2 separate regions of the Homo sapiens genome follow, and region 2 is linked to region 1. A link is an interaction called in ENCODE POLR2A ChIA-PET data of the cell type or tissue named here. Cell type or tissue: Panc1. All regions are shown on one strand. Links, peaks and the distances in the headings refer to the core of each region. The heading gives the core; the rest is flanking DNA. Region 1 has its middle 16 kb from the start of TGFBR3. Region 2 has its middle 120 kb from the start of CDC7.

The links. ChIA-PET counts read pairs that join two places held together with the same protein. Peaks named below come from ENCODE experiments on the same cell type or tissue, not always from the same donor. Only the 100,000 strongest peaks of a DNase experiment are listed, where the experiment ranks them.
Region 2: POLR2A ChIA-PET joins it to region 1 with 10 read pairs; 2 of 35 experiments call an interaction of 5 or more read pairs at or near these places.

The regions. Positions count from the first base shown.
Region 1 is chr1:91,897,129-91,907,268 of GRCh38, reverse strand. It overlaps a transcript of TGFBR3 not described here. Among named protein-coding and RNA genes, the nearest start is that of TGFBR3, 16 kb to the right of the region's middle. RefSeq lists an enhancer at 605-1,105. In Panc1, for the core only: no CTCF peak of the experiment used is centred there; no DNase peak of the experiment used is centred there.
Region 2 is chr1:91,612,791-91,622,930 of GRCh38, reverse strand. No RefSeq gene overlaps it. Among named protein-coding and RNA genes, the nearest start is that of CDC7, 120 kb to the right of the region's middle. In Panc1, for the core only: a CTCF peak has its summit at 5,026; no DNase peak of the experiment used is centred there; H3K27ac peaks cover 290 bases.

The DNA.
Region 1 (10,140 bases), core at 837-8,836:
TCACATCATGGTAAATGTGGTATCCATCGCCTCAAGCATTTATCCTTTGTGTTACAAACAATCCAATTATACTCTGTTTTTTAAAAAAATGTACAATGAAATTATTATTGACTTTAGTCATACTGTTGTGCTATTAGATACTAGATATTATTCGTTCTAACTGGAATAATATATTTTTTAAACAGTAAAGAATGAGATAAAAAAGTGAAAGAGAAAGAGAAAGGTACTGTATTCCTGGGTAAATATACATGCTCCCTTTGCTTTCCCTGTTTCATTGACAGCCATGCACACTTACGTTTATATTCCTCATTATTTGATAATCTTCCCCATTAGAGAAATAGGAAAGGCTCTAGAACACATGAACACACTTATACAGCCTTTATGATATCCAAATTTATCCATTTTACGCCAAAAAAAAAAAGTACTTTCAGTAGTGCCTCCCATGTATCTTTCAAAAGGTACATAGCTCTGGGTGCACAAAAAAATTAACACAATTCCCTATACAAAAGGGACTGCTCAGAGCTAATAACAGCTAAAGAAGAGAGGACGCCAATTGCAGGTACAGGCACATCTCTTCGAACCCTCCCCTAAAACAAATGAAGGACAGAAGAAAACAGAAAACTGGTTAATTCAATTATTACTCTGCGGAAACTTAGGGATAGTGCAAATAAAGCTCTGAAATTAGACTTTACTGAGCCCTGCCTCTTGGGCATCCCCCAAGAAGTGTCCGCGACCCCCCAGAAACCTCAGGGACACCCTCCTAGACACCCCGCCCCACCAGCCTCACAGGGATGAACCTCCCTACCATTCTTTGAACCCCCCTACCATTCCTTTTTGTCTGGAATCAGATCTTGATTTCCTTTTGGGGAATCGCCCCTCCCCTGGCCATGTGGTTCTCGCGAGATGAGCACAGTGCCCCACCTACTCTGAACTAAGAATCTTGTTTTTTTGAGACGGAGTCTCACCCTGTCGCCCGGGCTGGAGTGCAGTGGCGCGATCGCAACCTCCGCTTCCCGGGTTCAAGGGATTCTCCTGCCTCAGCCTCCTGAGTAGCTGGGACTACAGGCGCACGCCACTACACCCGGCCAATTTTTGTATTTATTTATTTTATTTTATTTTATTTTTTAGTAGAGACGGGGTTTCACCATGTTGGCCAGAACAGTCTCGATCTCCTAACCTCGTGATCCACCCGCCTCGGGCTCCCAAAGTGTTGAGATTACAGGCGTGAGCCACCGCGCCCGTCCAGAATTATCTTTAAAATTTATTTCTTTAAGATTTGTAGCTACTAAGAAAGAAAGGAGCTTTTTTTCCTTGGGCCTTCAAACTGAAAGAACCGCATGAGCCTGAAGCTGCGCATGGTCTTAACATCAGGCTGTGCAGGAAGAAGCTATCTGCAGATGGATGCCAGCACACACAAGGAAGCAGAGCTCTGGCAACATTGAGGTCAGTACCTTCTTTTTTGCTTAAGCTAATATTAATTGAATTTCCATCATTTGCAACCAAAAGTGCTTTGATACTGCTTTTCATCTAGGGGTAAGAATGATCAACTTGGTGCAAGCAAAAGTAACTGGTTGGCCAGGCGCGGTGGCTCGCGCCTGTAATCCCAGCACTTTGGGAGGCCGAGGCGGGTGGATCAGCGAAACCCCGTCTCTACTAAAAATACAAAAAATTAGCTTTGCGTGCTGGTGGGCGCCTGTAATCCCAGCCACTTGGGAGGCTGAGGCACGAGAATCGCTTGAACCTGGGAGGCCGACGTTGCAGTGAGCCGAGGTCGTGCCACTGCACTTCAGCCTGGGCAACAGAGTGAGACTCTTACCTCAAAAAAACAAAAACAAAAACAAAAAGTAACTGGTCAACGGTTGTGAGTAATAGAAAACTTATCACAATCTCTTTTGGATAACTGGTAAATTTTTATTGGTTTGGCATGCTAAATTTAGAAAGCTCAAATAACTAGCATTTTTCTGTACCCTAGAGAAAAGTGTTAAATAAGCCAACTGATCCTGAGGATTATTCAAAGATGTAATTCCAGGTTATGTCAGAGTGTCAGTGTGGATTCAACTTAATCACCTACATTTCCAACATTAATAGGATTATTCTGTAGAAACTGATGCCAAGAGAAATGATCCTGAGTTCTGTACTAATAATAGCTACAACATATTGACATATTTTGTGCCAAGAAGTGTGCTAAGCCTATCATTATTTATATTTAATTCGCCCAGAAATCCTAAAAGGTAGGTGTGATTGTTCCTTTTTTACAGGTAAAGAATCTGGCCAGGCATGGTGGCTCATGCCTGTAATCCCAGCATTTTGGGAGACCAAAGCGGGCGGATCACGAGGTTAGGAGTTCAAGACCAGCCTGGCCACCATGGTGAAACTCTATCTCTATTAAAAATACAAAAATTAGGCCGGGCGCGGTGGCTCATGCCTATAGTCCCAGCACTTTGGGAGGCCGAGGTGGGCGGATCACCTGAGGTCAGGAGTTCGAGACCAGCCTGGCCAACATGACAAAACCCTGTCTCTACTAAAAAGTACAAATATTAGCCAGGCATGGCAGTGGGGGCCTGTAATCCCAGCTACTCAGGAGGCTGAGGCAGGAGAATTGCTTGAACTCAGGAGGCAGAGGATGCAGTGAGCCGAGATTGCACCACTGCACTCTAGCCTGGGTGACAAGAGTGAGACTCCACCTCAAAAAAAAAAAAAAAAAATCAGCTGCATGTGGTGGCACGCGTCTGTAATCCCAGCTACCTGGGAGGCTGAGGCAGGAGAATTGCTTGAACCCGGGAGGCAGAGGTTGCAGTGAGCTGAGATCCCACCATTGCATTCCAGTCTGGGCGACAGAGCAAGAAAAAAAAAAAAAGAATTTTAGGTTTAGTAATGTGCTCAAGCATGGGCTTTGAAATTAGAAAGACAACTGACAAGTAGTAGAACCCAAATCTAAGCCCTCATGTTGATATTTCTAAAAAAAAAAAAAAAAAAAAAATCCAAGCCCTGATCTTTCTAATTTCAAACCCATGCTTTTAACCACTGTGCTCTCTATAAGTTTCCAAAGTAAGTTTTTGAGTTAGCAGGGTTTTACTATAGTTTTTTGAGACAGTGTTGCTCTGTTGCCCAGGTTGGAGTGCAGTGGCACGATCTCGGCTCACTGCAGCCTCTGCCTCCTGGGTTCAAGCGATTCTTGTGTCTCAGCCTCCCGAGTAGCTGGGATTACAGATTATAGGAACGCGCCACCAGGCCTGGCTAATTTTTTTTGTATTTTTAGTAGAGATAGGGTTTCACTGTGTTGCCCAGGCTGGTCTCGAACTCCTGAGCTCAGGCAGTCTGCCCGCCTAGGCCTCCCAAAGTGCTAGGATTATAGGCGTGAGCCACCATGCCTGGCCAGTTTTACTAAGTTTTAATGTTAGATGTGTTAGATTGATTCTTTAAATTTGCCAACCATATGTAGCTAGCAGTTCATAAGAATTCATTCAAATATCATTTTTTCAACATATTTTGAATACATATGTAGCTTATTCCTGCTATGAGCCAGGAATAAGAATGTCTAATTGACATGGAGATCTTATTTCAAAACTCTTTTTTTTAGACAGGCTGACTGCAGCCTCGAACTCCTAAGCTCAAACGATCCTCTCACCTCAGCCTCCCAAGTACCTGCAGAGACTACCATGCCCGGCTAATTTTTAAATTTTTTTTTAGAGAGATAGGGGTCTCAGTATGTTGCCTGGGCTGGTCTTGAACTTCTGGGCTCAAGCAATCCTCCCACTTTGACTTCCCAGTGCTGAGACTATAGGTGTGAGCCAATACACCTAGCCTGTCAAAATTCTTATAGATAATCAGAATTTGCCATCAACAATCATTATCTGAATGATAAATTCTTTCTCTTATGAGACAGAGGTCCAGACTGGCAATTTTTTTTTTTTTTTTTTTTTTTTTTTTGAGGCAGAATCTCACTCTGTCTCCCAGGCTGAAGTGCAGTGGTGTGATCTTGGCTCACTGCAACCTCTGCCTCCCAGGTTCAAGCAATTCTCATGCCTCAGCCTCCTGAGTAGCTGGGATTACAGGCACACACTACCACGCCTGGCTAATTTTTGTATTTTTAGTAGAGACAGGGTTTCGCCATGTTGGTCAGGCCGGTCTCAAACTCCCAACCTCAGGTGATCACCACCCCCACCATCTCGGCCTGCCAAAGTGCTGGGATTACAGGCTTGAGCCACCATGCCCGGCCTCAATTTTTTTTTTTTTTTTTTAAGTGAGGTGCTAGAAGACTGTTACCAGAACTTGGGAGTCACTCCTTTTTCAAAAAATACACAAAACCCAGTGGTTTTAGAAGATCTGGAGGGCATCCCTGCCCATCTCATGAGATCCTCAGCATTGCAGGCAGGGAAAAGGGGTTGGAGAGCCTGGCACTGCCCCTGTCCACAGCTGTCTCCTTTCCTAAACTAAGTCTCTGATGCGAACTCTACTCCTGACCTCCATCATCCGTGTGTGAAATGCCTTGTTTTCATGTTGACTCTTCAGTGCTGGGTGCTGAATTAGCATCCTGTGTTTGTTTTAGCTTCTTATACAGGGACCAAGTCTGGAATGTAATTAATTGAGCCCTTATTTGAAATAAATGTGTTCTGGGTGTTCAGAGACCTAAAAAGATGTGAGAAAAAAAAAAGAAAGAAAAGAAAAAAAAAATAAACTGCACTTGGCTGGGTGTGGTGGCTCATGCCTATAATCCCAGCACTTTGGGAGGCCGAGGTAGGAAGATCACTTGAGCCCAGGAGTTTGAGACCAGCCTGGGCAAAATGGCAAGACCCTGTCTCTACAAAAATTAAAAAAAATTAGCCAGGTGTGTTTGTGTTTGTATGCGTCTGTCATCTCAGCTACGGAGGCTAAGGTGGGAGGATTGCTTGAGTCCGAGAGTTTGAGGCTGCAGTGAGCTATGATCATGCCACTGTACTCCAGCCTGAGTGACAGAGTGAGACCCTGTCACACACACACACACACACACACACACAAAAGAAAAGGAAAGAAACTGCACGTCTTCAAACAGAACTATGTTCTCTAATGGAGGAGTGAAAAGAAGTAGGGATTTGGAAAGAGAGCACCTAACTTTGAATTTCAGCTAACCATTTATTAAACATATGTCTTTGGGCAGATGTTTGTACCTCAGTTTTCCAATAATATTTAACTTATAAGGATGTAGGGGCAATTAAATACTGTGCATGCTAGTATTATGTAAGTTTTAAAACAAAAATTATTATAAATTAATGGAGCCTACTGATTTTGATAGGAAAATCTATAAATTCCTTGAGTATCAGTGAACACATACCGTTTTTTTTTTTTTCTTTTGGTGGGGTGGGGGAGGGTCAGGGCCTTGCTTTGTTGCTCTGTTGCCCAGGCTGGAGTGGTGCAGTGGCGTGTTTATAGCTCACTGCAGCCTCAAACTCCTGGACTCAAGTGATCCTCCCACCTCAGCCTCTGGAGTAGCTGGGACTAGAGGTATATGCTACCATGTCTGGCTAACTTTTTTTTTTTTTTAAGCACCAGGTCTTGCTATGTTGTCCAGGCTGGTCTTTAACCCAGGTCTCAAGCTATCCTCCCACCTCTGTCTCCCAAAGTGCTGGGATTACAGGCATGAGCCTGGCCCACAACGTTTATTCTAATGTTTATTTCCATAAAATTTCAAGAACAGTTGAAAAAGTTAGTTTGATGTCTTTAAACATGTTATAATATATAATAGTATACAATAACATTTGTAATATGAGAATGTACAATGCTATTATTTAAACAAAAAGCTGAATAAAAACAGATGTAAATCCTTGTCAGCTTAATCACATAAATAATCAGCCTATTGCATAGAGATTGCCTTGTTTCACTATAATCTTTGGATGTAGTTTCCATTCATTGCATATTTTCAGATATTACTTCTGACTATCCTTTTCTTCCATGCTGGAGAAGCTACTTCTTTTTCTTTGGATATTATTTGTATGTGTTCCAACTAACCAAGTATTTGGACTGATGAAGAGTTGTTATATATTTTTCAGAGGATAAGACCCAATAAAAATACACCTAACAAAAAGTATATATGATTATTTTAAAAACAAACAAAACCCACAGAAAATAACAAGTGTTGGTGAGGATGAGGACATGGAGGCACTGGAACCCTTGTAAAGTGTTAGTGGGAATGTAAAATGGTGCAGCTGCTATGGAAAATGGCATACAGAGCTCTTAAAAAATTTAAAATAGAATTACCATATGAGAAGCCACATTCAGTGGTGTATGCCTATAGTCCCAGGTATTCCAGAGGCTGAGGCAGAAGGATCATCCGAGCCCAGAAGTTTGAGGCCAGCCTGAGCAACATGACAAGACCTTATCTCAAATAAAACAAAACCAAACCCAATAACTTTTTTTCATGTCTCTTGAATTTGCTTTTTCAAGATAGGCACCACTGGGGAAATATCCAGAGAGTGGGGCAATCACAGTTTTAGTCTTTGATACTTTGAGACACTGTAAAGTGATATGATGATTCAGCTTTGCTGTCATCCCAACTATTTTCCAGAGAGTATTAATGTTGGACCACCTTGTGGATTATGCAAGACTGTCAGTGTTGCCTTTGGCACTAACAGAAAAGAGTGAGTCAAGAATATATATTGCAAGGTAGAAATGGTCAAGATGTGGAGTTTCTTGTATGTGATACTTTTCTATTTTGTTTTATAAGAAAAAACTAGCTATTTCATTAGGAAATTACAGTTTGCATATTTAGAATTTTCATTAGTAGTGATTTTAAGTGTTACTGTTGTTAAAACGGTGAGTTTGTTAGTTTAGAAACGGTTCATCTAACAGCTAACAACTTAGATTTAAATAATTAAGTTTGGCTGGGCGTGGTGATTCACACCTGTAATCCCAGCACTTTGGGAGGCTGAGGCAGGCAGATCACCCGAGGTCTGGAGTTTGAGACAAGCCTGGCCAACATGGTGAAACCCTGTCTCTGCTAAAAATACAAAAATTAGCCAGGTGTGGTGGCACACGCCTGTAGTCCCAGGTACTCGGGAGGCTGAGGTGGGAGAATCTCTAAACCTGGGAGGTGGAGGTTGCAGTCAGCTGAGATTGCACCACTGCACTCCAACCTGGGCAACAGAGTGAGACTCCATCTCAAAATAAAATAAAATGATGTAAAATAAGTAAGTTTAATATGAATGGAGAGGGATATCTAGGAGTATATTTCAGAATCTTTTTTTTTTAACTACTCCAAATATCTATGCACAAAATTCAAGTCAACTGTGCAAGAAAAGTCAAAGAAGTTTCTTTTTGTTTTGTTTTGTTTTTAGAGACAGGTCTCACTATGCTGCCCAGGCTGGAGTGCAGTGGTTATTCACAGGTACCATCATAGCACACTATAGTCTTCAACTCCTGGCTAAAGTGGTTCTCCTGCCTCAGCCTCCTGAGTAGCTGTGACTACAAGTGCCCACTGTGCCCAGCCAAAGCAGTTTCTTGGTATTTCAGGAGTTCTTGTATAAATGTTAATTTTCAGCCAAAAACTCAAGTTTGCTACAACTATACTCAATTAATGTTCTTTGTTTTATTTGTAGTCAAAGCAAGGACACAACATCAGAGGGACGGCAGAGAATCCTTGTGTGTAGATCTTTGGTGGTGAGTACCTGGGAAAAGTCACCTAAGTCAAGATGTCAGCATAAAAAGCATTTTATTTTGAGCCTGAAAAGTGGAATGAGCCATCTATCTAAGTGCTTACATGGCATAATGTGATTAGTAGAAAGGTTTTTTTGTGACTCTCTTACTCTGTTGCCCAGGCTGGAGTGCAGTGGTGTGATAACAGATCACTGCAGCCTCAACCTCCTCGGCTCAAGTGATCCTCCCACCTCAGCCTCCTGAGTAGGTGGGACTACCAGTGCACGCCACCATACGTGGCTAATTTTTAAATTTTTTGTAGAGACAGGATCTCACTATGTTGCTGAATTCCTGGGCTCAAGTGATCCTTCCGCCTAAGCTTTCCAAAGTGCAGGGGTTATAGCATAAACCATGGCACCCAGCTGACATTTTGATAGATGTATACATTGTGGAATAATTAAATCAAGCTAATTAATATATTTGTCACCTCACATTCTTATTTTGGGGGTAAGAACATTTGAAATTTACTCTCAACAATTTTGAAATTATAATACATTATTAACCATAGTCACCAAGCTGTACAATAGATCTGTCTCCATTCTTCCCTTTACATTTATGATTTGCTCTGTCTAGAAACTGAATAAGTATCACAAGGAGGAAAATTGAGTGGTTAACAAACATACATGAAACCACGTTCAACTTTACTTTCCCACCTTTAAGGCAACTTATAAACAAAAATTGTAATAGTATAGTAATGCAAGGGATATATAGCAGCTAAGAGAAATGAACTAAATCTACATATACACAACACAGATGGGTTTTAAAATCATTGTAATTATTACAGGCATGAGCCACGATGCCCGGCTGTAATATTTTATTTCTTATAGGAAAGATAACAAATTTGTCAAAATGTTAACAATGATCAGCCAGACGTGTTCGCTCACACCTGTAATCCCAGCACTTTGGGAGGCCAAGGCGGGTGGATCACGAGGTCAGGAGATCGAGACCATCCTGCTAACACGGTGAAACCCCGTCTCTACTAAAAATAAAAAAAAAATTAGCTGGGCGTGGTGGCGGGCGCCTGTGGTCCCAGCTACTCAGGAGGCTGAGGCAGGAGAATGGCGTGAACCCGGGAGGCGGAGCTTGCAGTGAGCCGAGATCGCGCCACTGCACTCCAGCCTCGGTGACAGAGCGAGACTCCATCTCAAAAAAAACAGAAAAACCAAAAAAAACATACTGTTGAATGAAAAGCAAGTTACAGATTATGTACTGCTTATGTAACGTTTTTATTTATTTGTTTTGTTTTTCTCCTTGGTGGGCATTGGAAAATGGAACATTCTTAAATGGACACATTCATACTAATAGCATCTTCATGTTCTGTCTTTTTAAATGCACACACACAGACACACACATATGCGGAAGAAAGGGACACACTGGAAGGATACACTCTAAATTCCTGAAAGTGGTTACCTCTGAAGAGACTGGGAGAGTAATTGATTTGGACTGGGGTTGAGGGGAGTGCAAGGGGGCTTCAATTGTATCTGTAATTTTTTTTCTTTTTTTCCTGTACTTTCTAGGGGTGACTAATGTAATGTTTTATTTCTTTTTTTTTTTTTAAATTGAAAACATTTTTTAATGGAGACTGAGGTCTTGCTATATTGCCCAGGCTGGTCTTGAATTCCTGGGCTCAAGCAATCTTCCTGCCTCGGGCTCCCAAAGTCCTGGGATTACAGCCATGAGCCATGATGCCCGGCTGTAATATTTTATTTCTTATAGGAAAGACAAAAAATTTGTCAAAATGTTAACAATGATCAGTTTTGGATGTTGACTCATGAGTGTTTGTTATATTCTTTGCATTTTTCTGTCTTTTGAAGATTTCTTATAAATAAGATTTGTTCTCTCCTGTGAAGATTAATTTTCTACTTTGTGCCTGGATTTGGTATGTTGTGCACATTTCGGCCCACACAATAGTAATAAATGAGTCTTGGAACAAAACGTAAGCAATCCTCTGCAAGCCTGCATGATACATTCTCACTAAGCCAGCCTAAAAATAACAGAAGAGTAAAAGTATTATTAGACAGAGGGACCCTCATTTGACCTTTCGGCCATTTGGATTGTCCATTCAGTTAATCTTGTCACAATCATGTAATTATGAGGTTGGTTTGAGCTTAATGAACCAATATATACAATGAAAATATGCTGTCACCAGAACTGTGCCACACAAAGGCCTTGGGACATAATACTTTTCTTGTGTTTGTACATGAGATTTCCCAAAGATAACAAAACCTTTTACCAAATATGCTTTTCAGACCTATTACCCTTTCTAACGAATATTCCTCTTCCCCACGTCAAGTCGGCATCTCCCAAAATATGTCGATGCTGTCCCTTTGCCACATAAATACCCAAATGCTGCCTGATACCCCCGCAGGCTACATTTGACAGTACAATACCTGCAAAGGCAGTGGAGCTGCAGAGTGCTATTGAAAAGACCATTATAATCTCCTCTGAAAGAGTCTCAAACTGAAATGCCAG
Region 2 (10,140 bases), core at 664-8,663, 280 kb after region 1:
CCAAAGGGGAGTATCAAGAAACTAGTTATTGGAGGGAATTAGCTCAGAGGCGAAATAGGCAGAACTTGGTGCCCATTGTAGGACAGTCTCTGTAGAAGAAGTCTGGATCATGTGAACGCATCAAGGGTGCCAGAGGGAGGGGTGCCAACTCTGCAGCCTTGGCGTGGGAGATCTTGCTAGAAATAGAAGTTGTAAATCTAATTCAGGGAAATCTGAATTGGGAAAGAAAATATACTTGCCCTGAAGAGCTGAGAGGAGGGGGAATGGTCCACTTTGCTCTTTTAGGAAAATGAGGTGGTGCCATGTACTTCCTGGGTCAAGGAAGGTCATGCACTCATAAAACAAAGAAAAGACAGACAAAAGTGAATACAGTGTTTGTAAGTTTAAAGAAGAAAATAATAATCACCATGCCCCAACGTGCAAAATCACCAGAAACAATTTAGTGAATTTTTTTTTTAGTTTTTTTCCTATGCGTTTACATAGTTGAGATAATATATGCTGATTTTTAAGTGCCATTTATATTCATAGGTCAAATAATTTAGGAAGAGGCACTTAATGATATGTATTGTCAGTCCCTAAGTGATTTATTATCTTTCATCATTAAAAAAAATTTCAGTGAGTTAGGTCATTTAACATGAGACTTAAAGATGCACAAAAGCCATTTCTCAAGTTCTTTAGCAATGAAAAAGTTCATTTATGTTATTCTACGCAATACTCCTTTTGTGGAGAGGGAGAGAAAAGAACAGTTGTTCAGTAATTTTCTTGGCACAGGATCTTCACTATGTAATAAGCTTAGCCATTGTTAGAAAAATCTGGACAAGAACAGCACCAGTTATTGTTATAAGTGACCATCAAATCAGGCAAGAGATTCCATATGAACTGTGGGTTAAAGGATATGGCTCAAGAAATGTTTCTTGGCACTGAAAGAGAGGTGGAAACAGTAGACTCTACTGCTTAGACTCTAGCGAGTGGAGGAATAGCTAAGTTAACACTGCAGCACTGTGTCACTTAGGATGCTTTTGGCTGTAAATGACAGAAAATTTGGACTCATTTGTATTAAATAATAAATACATCTAGTGTCACACTGCAGATCCAGGTTTGGTTAATTTAGCTAATCAACAATTTCAGCAATGACCCAGGTTCTTTTCATCTTCTGGCTTTGCCATCCTAGATATATTGGGGGGGTCCTCAAGCCAGCTCCCTTCATGGCTGTGAGATGATTGCAGCAGTTCCTGGACATGGCAGTGCAAGAGAAGATGAGCCTGTCTCCTGCTAGGTGTCTCTAGTTAAGAGTGAGAAAAATTTTCCCCCAAGTCTCCCCTACAGGCTTTCCTCATGTCTTATTGGCTGGGGTTATGTCACATGTGCATACCTAAACCAATCACAGACCGGGAGGTAGACCGGTCACAGTCCACTTGGTGTCTGGGTATGAGGCTACCTTCCTTTGATGCCCATGGTTATGTAAGGCGATGGAGATGAACAAAGTTGGGGTTGTGGTGGAAAGGAGGAAGGAGGGAAACATGTTAGCAAGCAACAATGTTTCTCACAAGGGGTAAGCTTAGTCTCTGAGTATACAATATCCCAGATATCACAGTCTACTGAATTCCAGAACATGGTTCCAAACTGAAGGAATTCCTGCTCTTCTGCATGAAGGTGTATGTTGTGTGTGCACCTGTGTGTGTGTTGTTGATTTTGATTCTTTTATCAGTTGGTTATTGTATGTCTTCAAATAATGTTTTCGAGAAGAGACCATAGACCAATCTATTTTCTGAGTCCTTGCCTATCTGAGCATGTCTTTCTGTTGCCTTCATTAATCAGTGACAACGTGGTTAGATAGAAAATTGAGATTCACAATCGTTTTCCATCAAAAATTTGTAGATTTGGCTCCATTGTTTTCTGGCAGTTAGCATTGCAGAGAAATCAGAGATTAGATTACTTTCTTCTCCTTTGTAAATAGCTTATTATTAACTTTTCAACCTGAGTACCTGAAGGATTCTTTTCTTCTTTCAATTTAAAAACGTGCTCAGGTTGGGAGGTTGAGGCGGGCAGACTACCTGAGGTCAGGAGTTCAAGACCAGCCGGGCCAACATGGCGAAACCCCATCTCTACTAAAAATACAAAAATTAGCCGGGTGTGATGGCTGGCACCTGTAATCCCAGCTACTTGAGAGGCTGAGGCAGGGAGAATTGCTTGAACCCGGGAGGCGGAGGTTGCAGTGAGCCCTGATCTCACCACTGCACTCCAGCCTGGGTGACAGAGCGATACTCCGTCTCAAAAGAAAAGGTCATTTTGAATCATGTTCTCTGTCTTCTGTGTCTACCATCTTCTCACACACCATTTACATTTCCTTGTTCTTTTCCTCTACACTATAGAACATCTCAAGTGTGATCTCCAGAATACTAATATACTTTTCTGAAAGGCTAATGCCACTCTTTCTTCATCTGAATGTGTAATTTATATTATTTAATAAGTGTATTATATTTTAGTTAATATTTATTTATATTCTTATTAAGCTCACCTATCTCTTGTTGCTCTTCATCTTACTTCATGTCTTTGCAACCGATTCTTTTCTTTCTTTGTGACTATTTGTACCTCTTTCACAGAAGTTTCTTCCATGCTTCTGAGGATATTACACAGTTTTCTAAAATGTGTTCTGGTTCCCCTGTAGGAGATCATTTTCAGAGGAATGTTTTTCATCTTGTCTTCTGCATAATTGTATTTGTGCTCCCAATGCCAGCTTTCTTTTTTTTTTTTTTTTTCCTGATTACTCATGTTTGAACGAGAAGAGAATGAGCTAGTCTCGGATTCACCCACAGACAGGGTGTGTAGATTTTATTTGGTTCTGTTGATTGGACACTTGGGTAATGATTGAATTTTCTCAGCTCTACAGCTGGAGAGCAGGTTGATGATAATGGATCTTGGCCCAATTTCGAGAATTTAGCTAACATTCCTATAATATAGCTCTGCTGTGCTGAATTCCTACCCCATTGTCTGATTCTGTGATACACTTCTATCCCCAGCTGTAGCATTTTATTTCTGGTGATTATTCCTAACAGAACGCAATGTATCCAGCACTCCCAGTCTGATACACTTCCAAGAATTGGTCTCCAAGTGGATGGCAAAAGATGGAGCTGATGAAACATATTTATATGAACTCAAAATGTAACACCATTATGGCAAAGGGATGGCCACCAGGTTTCTTGTGGTGTAGACTCTAGCTCTCTATGTAGGGGAGTAGAGCAGCTAGGAGGAGCGAAACCTCTTCCCACCTTCTTTTCCATGGTTAGAGAGCCTCTGTTTCTTGAGAAAAAGGCCAGGCTGATAGCCAGTTGCCACTTGGCAACAGAAAGCCAAGTGGCTTTCTGTTGGTCTTAGCTTTTGATGGTAGATGAGATTTTAATCTTTCTGTGCTTCATAAATACTTCAGAAGAAATTTAGGCATGTTTCTACCTGGGCAGTTAACCAAGTCCCATTTAAAATCAGAAATGGGCTGGGCATGGTGGCTCACGCCTGTAATCCCAGAAGGTGGGTGAATCGCTTGAGCCCAGGAGTTCAAGACCAGCCTGGGCAACATGGCGAAAACCTAGCTCTACAAAAAAATGAAAATAAAAATTGCTGGGCGTAGTGGTGGATGCCTGTAGTCCCAGCTATTCAGGAGGCTGAGGTGGGAGGATCACTTGAGCCCAGGAGTTCGAGGCTGCAGTGAGCCATGATCATGCCACTGCACTCCAGCCTAGGTGACAGAATGAGACCCTGTCTCAAAAAAAAAAAAAATCAAAAATGAAAATCAGTAGTTTTATAGATGGTCCAAACTGGATACACATCAATAATGTATCTGGCTGCTTAAAAAGAAAATGTCTATCTGGATATACAAGGTGGGCAATATTCTCATTGCCTTCTGAGTGGTTTCAGTTACAAGGCACTTTGGATCCATTTATGGCCCTTATTATTAACACAAATTTCAAAAGGGTCTTATTTGATGAATAAGAGCAAGTTCAAAGTTGGGTAAACAGGATACGAACAGTGTGTATATCATATTGAGGCAGTGAAGGTAGTTAATTTTGAAAAAGGTGGTTGTATGGAAAAGGGATTATATTTATTCTGATTTGTTCCAGAGAGCAGAGCAAGGATCACTTGGAGTAAGTTATAAAAAGGTAGGTTTGGCTTAACATTGGGTGATTAGCAGTGGAGTGGACACCTCATAGAAGGCAGTGATCTGCCTGGCTCCAGAAGAGACCGTGAAGATCCTGGCTGATAACCCATCAAGGAGGCTGTGGGAGAAATTCTGATACAGGGCAGAAAGTGGGTAATCCTGTGATCCATATTTTAATGAGCTTAGTTTCGGAGTTTTGCCCTTGCGGTTTCTGCCTCTTAGGTCAGATGAGTGACTTCCCTTTCAAGGAAAGCACGGAGCTGTGAGAACTCAGCTACTCCAAATATTGGGCTAGATTCAGACAAACGAGGACCTAGGTAAAGCAAGTTCCACTTTCCCCTTTGCTTTGTAGCTCCCAAGTCACAGTAGCAAAGGCTACTTTCTGCTAGACCATGACCAAGCTTCTGTCAGGAAAAGTGGGGAGTGGGCACAAACAGATGGTTTGTATGTCATCTCACTATAGTCCCCACTATAGCCCTGGGAGGTTGCTTTCCAGCCAAAGAATCTGAGACTAAATGTGGCCAGACAACTTGCCAAGAACAAGAAGACATTCATTTGTGGAGCCAGTGAAGGTTCCAGAATTTTGATGTAAGAAGAGCTTAGGGGCAACACATGGGTTGTATGAGTACCTGGAGATGGATGATGAAGCTTCATTTGCAGAGTATTTTCTAAAGATGCACTTATTCACATTTTATATTGTTGACAAATACAATGCAATTTTTATTTTGTATTTGGGGTGGCTTGCAGGGCGGACAGAGATGGGGATAGAGCCCCTCCATACCACCTCCAGCCACTCCTTGGCATCATAAGGTTGAGTCAAAATTTGGACCCTGTTCTGATTTCAAATCTCAGTCTGATCTCATAATAAGCAGAGCAGAAAGACCTCTGAAAATATTACTGGGGACTTTTTTTGTTTTGTTTTCTTTTTGTGCTTCATTTAAACTAATGTAACTAAATTAGACAGGAGAAAGCAGACCGCATGGTTTAGCCTATTTTCCTGAAGACTTCCCCAAATACAGAAAATCTGCTTGGAGGCTGGCCTGTGTTCACTCCTGCTCTGAGCTGGCTCTAGCCCTCTGCTGGCCCCTTCTCCCGACCTGCAGGTGCTGCTGCTTATTGCAACATAGGCAGGAGGGACACCTGCTGCTTCCCAGTGGGGACGCCGCAGTCAGTCTGGTTCAAGGCTGGAACTCTTTTTTTCTTTCTTCTTACAAATAAAAATACCTCTTCTGTTTGTTCTATTGGACTTTACCGTCCCAGATGTGTCAGAAATTAGTTCTTGCAAAGCAGCCCAACCAAGGGGCTCTTCCACTGCATTACATAATGGCAGGGTTCACGTCACTTTTCCATTGGTTTTGGACTGTGCTGCATAGTCCTTTGGGGGATGTTCTGAAGTTCAGGCTCCTTCAGAGCCAGGAGGGGAAAGCCCAACAGCAAAACAAGTGGAAAGAAAGACAATATTGGTCACATGGCCTTGGGTGTTTGAAATGCCTGCCCATAGTTGTCTCTTGTTTCTGGAAGGTTGTGAATGATCTTATTAATGCTAGGTCTAATGTTTTTTCCTCTATATCAATCCTCCTTCCCCCATCTTTGATAGTTAATTTCTACTCAAGGCTGCTCCTCCCTTGACTTCCAGAATAGTGCACCTTTGGAGTTCTTCTATTTCTCTAACTGCCCCATCTTATTTCCGTAACGTAATATCTTGCTTGTCTATCCTCTTTGCCGTACTATTCACCTTCAACCTGGCATTCTTCAAGAGTTCTTGTTGTAGGCTGACCTTTAGTCACAAGTAGATTCAAAAATGATAAAGGCCCAACCACAAAAGAAGTCTATTTCTCAATCATGTATTAGTCCACAGTGGTTTTCCCATTTGCAGGTGGCTTTCTTACTCAGGAAAGGTTCCTTACTCAGAATCCATAACTTAGAATCCATTCTATGGCTCCACCATCCCCCTAGACTCTAAGGCCTCCTTGTTACCTGCATCCAGGAGAAAAAGAGAATAGGGAAAGCACATCTGCTTTAAGACCCTGGCCTGGAAGTGACACACATCAATTCTGCTCATTCTCCATAGGAAAGAACTAGTCACATGGTCACTTCTAGATGCCAGAGGAGCTGGAAAATATAGTTTATGGCTGGGGACCCCCTTCCCTAGTAACAACTCTATTTTATTGTAAGGGAAATGGATGTGGAAGCCAGCTTTGCCATGGCCCTTGAGTTTTCTCACAAGACTATGGCTCTTGGTGAGCTCATCCATTCTTGTAGTTTGTATCTTTACCTCAGCATTAATGACTCCTAAATTTCTGTTTCTAGTATCAACATCACACTGATGTCTAGTCTTGTATCTCCAGCTGCCTCCTAAACAGCAACTTCTCTCTCTTCAAACTCAATATCTTTCCTCATCCAGAATGGGCTCTTACACTTGTCTTCCCCATTTCTGGCAGTGAATCACTATTCATCTGACATCATCTAGATTTCTCCCCATGCTGGGTGCGGTGGCTGATGCCTGTAATCCTAGCACTTTGGGAGGCTGAGGCCAGAGGATCACTTGAGCCCAGGAATTTGAGATCAGCCTGGGCAACAGAGTGGGATCTGGTCTCTACAAATAATTTAAAAATTAGCTGGGTGTGGTGGTGCACACTTGTGATCCCAGCTACTTAGGAGGCTGAGGTGGGAGGATCACCTGAGCCCAGGAGGCAGAGGTTGCAGTGAGCAGTGATCACACCACTGCACTCCAGCCTGGGCGACAGAGTGAGACCCTGTCTCAAAAAAAAAAAAAAAGAAAAAAATAATTGGCCAGGTGTGTTGGCTCACGCCTATAACCCCAGCACTATGGGAGGCCGAGGCAGGAGAACTGCTTGAGCCCAGGAGTCAGAGAGCAGCCCTGGGCAACAGCGAGATCTCGTCTCTACAAATAATTTAGAAATTAGCCAGGTGTGTGGTGCGTGCCTGTGGTCCCAGCTATTCAGGTGGCTGAGGTGGGAGGATCACCTAAGCCCAGAAGGTTGAGGCTGCAGTAAGCTATTATCACACCACTGCACTCCAGCCTGGGTGATAGAGTGAGGCCCCGGGTGACAGAGTGAGGCCCTGTCTCAAAAATAAAAAATAAAAAAAAAATAGAGAGAAATTGCTTCTAGGCCACATATCCAGTGCATTTCTGGAGCCTCACTAATTTATTTATTTTCCTGACTCCACTCTTCCTCTTCTCTGATCTATATGAATGCTTTTGACAGACTAATCTTTCTAGAACACTTGTATTATATCACTGTCAAGAAATTCTCCTTAAGAACCTACAATCTTTGTTGCCACTTTGGAAATGTGAAATAGTTTTAAATAGTAACAGCCTATACATAAGACAGCTTGTTAGGCAAGACAGTAATTTTTTAATCTTAAGAGTAAGTCTAGGTCAATGCGATGAGCTATAATAAGCAACAGACAGGCCGGGCACAGTGGCTCACGCCTGTAATCCCAGCACTTTGGGAGGCCGAGGCGGGCGGATCATGAGGTTGGGAGATTGAGACCAGCCTGGCCAACATGGTGAAACCCCGCCTCTACTAAAAATACAAAAATTAGCTAGGTGTGGTGGCACATGCCTGAAATCCCAGCTACTCGGGAAGCTGAGGCAGGAGAATCACTTGAACCAGGGAGTCGGAGGTTGCAGTGAGCCAAGATTGCACCACAGCACTCCAGCCTGGCGATAGAGTGAGATTCCGTCTCAAAAAAAAAAAAAAGTAACAGACAAGGGAGTGAGGAATCATCATTCTAGCCTACCCTCTACATCTAACCAAATCTGTGAGCCTCAGTTGTTTATTTTGTAAAATGAAGAAGGTAGCTCTTTCCTGTGTGAAATCTGTGGGCTAGAACAGGACATCTCTTTTAGTTTCTTCCAGTTCTAAGGATGATGACTTTAAAAGGCAAACTCTAAGATGGGAGGATTGCTTGAGGACAGGAGTTTGAGACCCCATCTCCACAAAAAATAAAAACAAAAATTAGTCAGACGTGGTGGCATGCGCCTGTAGTCCCAGCTTCTCAGGAAGCTGAAGCGGTAGGATCGCTTGAGTCCTGGAGTTTGAAGTTACAGTGAGCTATGTTGGTGCCACTGTACTCCAGCCTGGGCAACAGAGTGCGATCCTGTCTTTAAAACAAAACAAAACAAAACAAAACAAAACGAAAACAAAAACAGAAAAACCTCCCCTGCCTGTTTTTTAAGACCGTCTATAATTTAATTCCCCCCACCAACCTGGTCATTTAACCCCCCTAATGCTTGCTTCTCTCCATTGAGTTATTTTCTCTCTGCATCCTCGATGAGGCTGAGTGTCATCTGACCCTGTGCGTATGCTGCTCCCTTCCTCTCTGCCCATCTAAGCACCGTGGCGACTGGTAAGGGGCAGCCTGAGCTGCCTTGGAGAATTTGAAGTATTTTGAAGGACTCACCTGGTTCTGCCACATAGAAGCCCAGTGAATTTAGTAATGTGGAGATGACACAGAGCCCCTCAGTGGGGCAGATGTGAAGATTAAGCAAGATAACACTTGGAAATATTGCTTTGTAAAATGCCATCACCACATCATTTAGTCCTATAATTACTTCATGAGTTATAATAGTTTTGTTTCCCCAGTTAGCTGGCTGGCTGGATTAACTGGTAATTGATTGAGTCAGTCAACAATCTTCACATAAGGTAAAGAATCATATGAAGTTGCTGATGTTTGACTGCTTTTGATCTATTAAAAAAAAACCCAGCAATTTGCATGCAAAGCCATGTAAAGTACTGTAAAAATACTTGCTATTCTTTCCACTCAACTTGATCAAATCCTCCAAGGCAGAGGAAGCTAAGGTCTGAGAGTGAGAGTTTAAATCACCTCACTGATGGGAGGTAAAGGCCACATTTTCTTTCAGCAGTATTTGCAGTGATTTGAGGGGAAAACCTACACCCAGAGGAGTGGCACATTCTAAACAATGACCACACCCTTTGGGAAGGCTGGTCCCTGGGGGATGGGAGTGACAGAGCAGCATGTGGCTCCAAGCTGGTATGAGGCACTGAAGAGTTGGAATTCTATCTGTATCTCAGCCTGTGATTTCATCCGCATCACCCAGAAGACTCCTAGTATTTAGAAGGATAGATCTGAGACTAAGGTTTTGGGCCTCCTTACTTCAACTTTCTTTTTTTTTTTTCTTTGGAAATGGAGTTTCACTCTTGTTGCCCGGGCTGAGTGCAGTGGTGCCATCTTGGCTCATTGCAACCTCCGCCTCATGGGTTCAAGTGATTCTTCTGCCTCAGCCTCCTGAGTACCTGGGATTACAGGTGCATGCCACCATACTGGGCTAATTTTTTTGTATTTTTGGTAGAGATGTTGTTTCACCACGTTGGCCAGGCTGGTCTCAAACTCCTGACCTCAAGTGATCCTCCTGCCTTGGCCTCCCAAAGTGCTGGGATTACAGGTGTGAGCCACCATGTCTGGCCTCTTTTTTTGTCTGTTTTTTTTTTTTTTTAGATGATCTTGCTCTGTTGTCAAGACTGGAGTGCAGTGGCATCATCATGGCTCACTGCAAACTTGATCTTCCATGCTCAAGTGATCCTCCTACCTCAGCCTTCTGAGTAGCTGGGACTACCAGTGTGTGCCACCAGGCCCAGCTAATTTTTTATTTTTCGCAGAGGCGGGGTCTCACTATGTTGCTCAGGCTGGTCTTAAACTCCTGGGCTCAAGCCATCCGCCTGCCTTCCGCTCCCAAAGTGCTGGGATTACAGGTGTGAGCCGTTGCACCTGGCCTCAACTTTTCACGAGGGAACTAGAGACAAGCCCTTTATTTAGCCAAGAGTTTAGAAATCCAGGTATTTTCACTATTTCCATAGAATTTAGTCCTTGTCTGAACTGTGTCACTGTGCAGCACGTGGAGGGTTTTGTGGGGAGAGAGAATGTGAGTTTTGACATCAAACAGATCTGGTTTAAAATCCTGTCTCTGCCCTTTACCAGATATGTCATCTTGGGGAAAT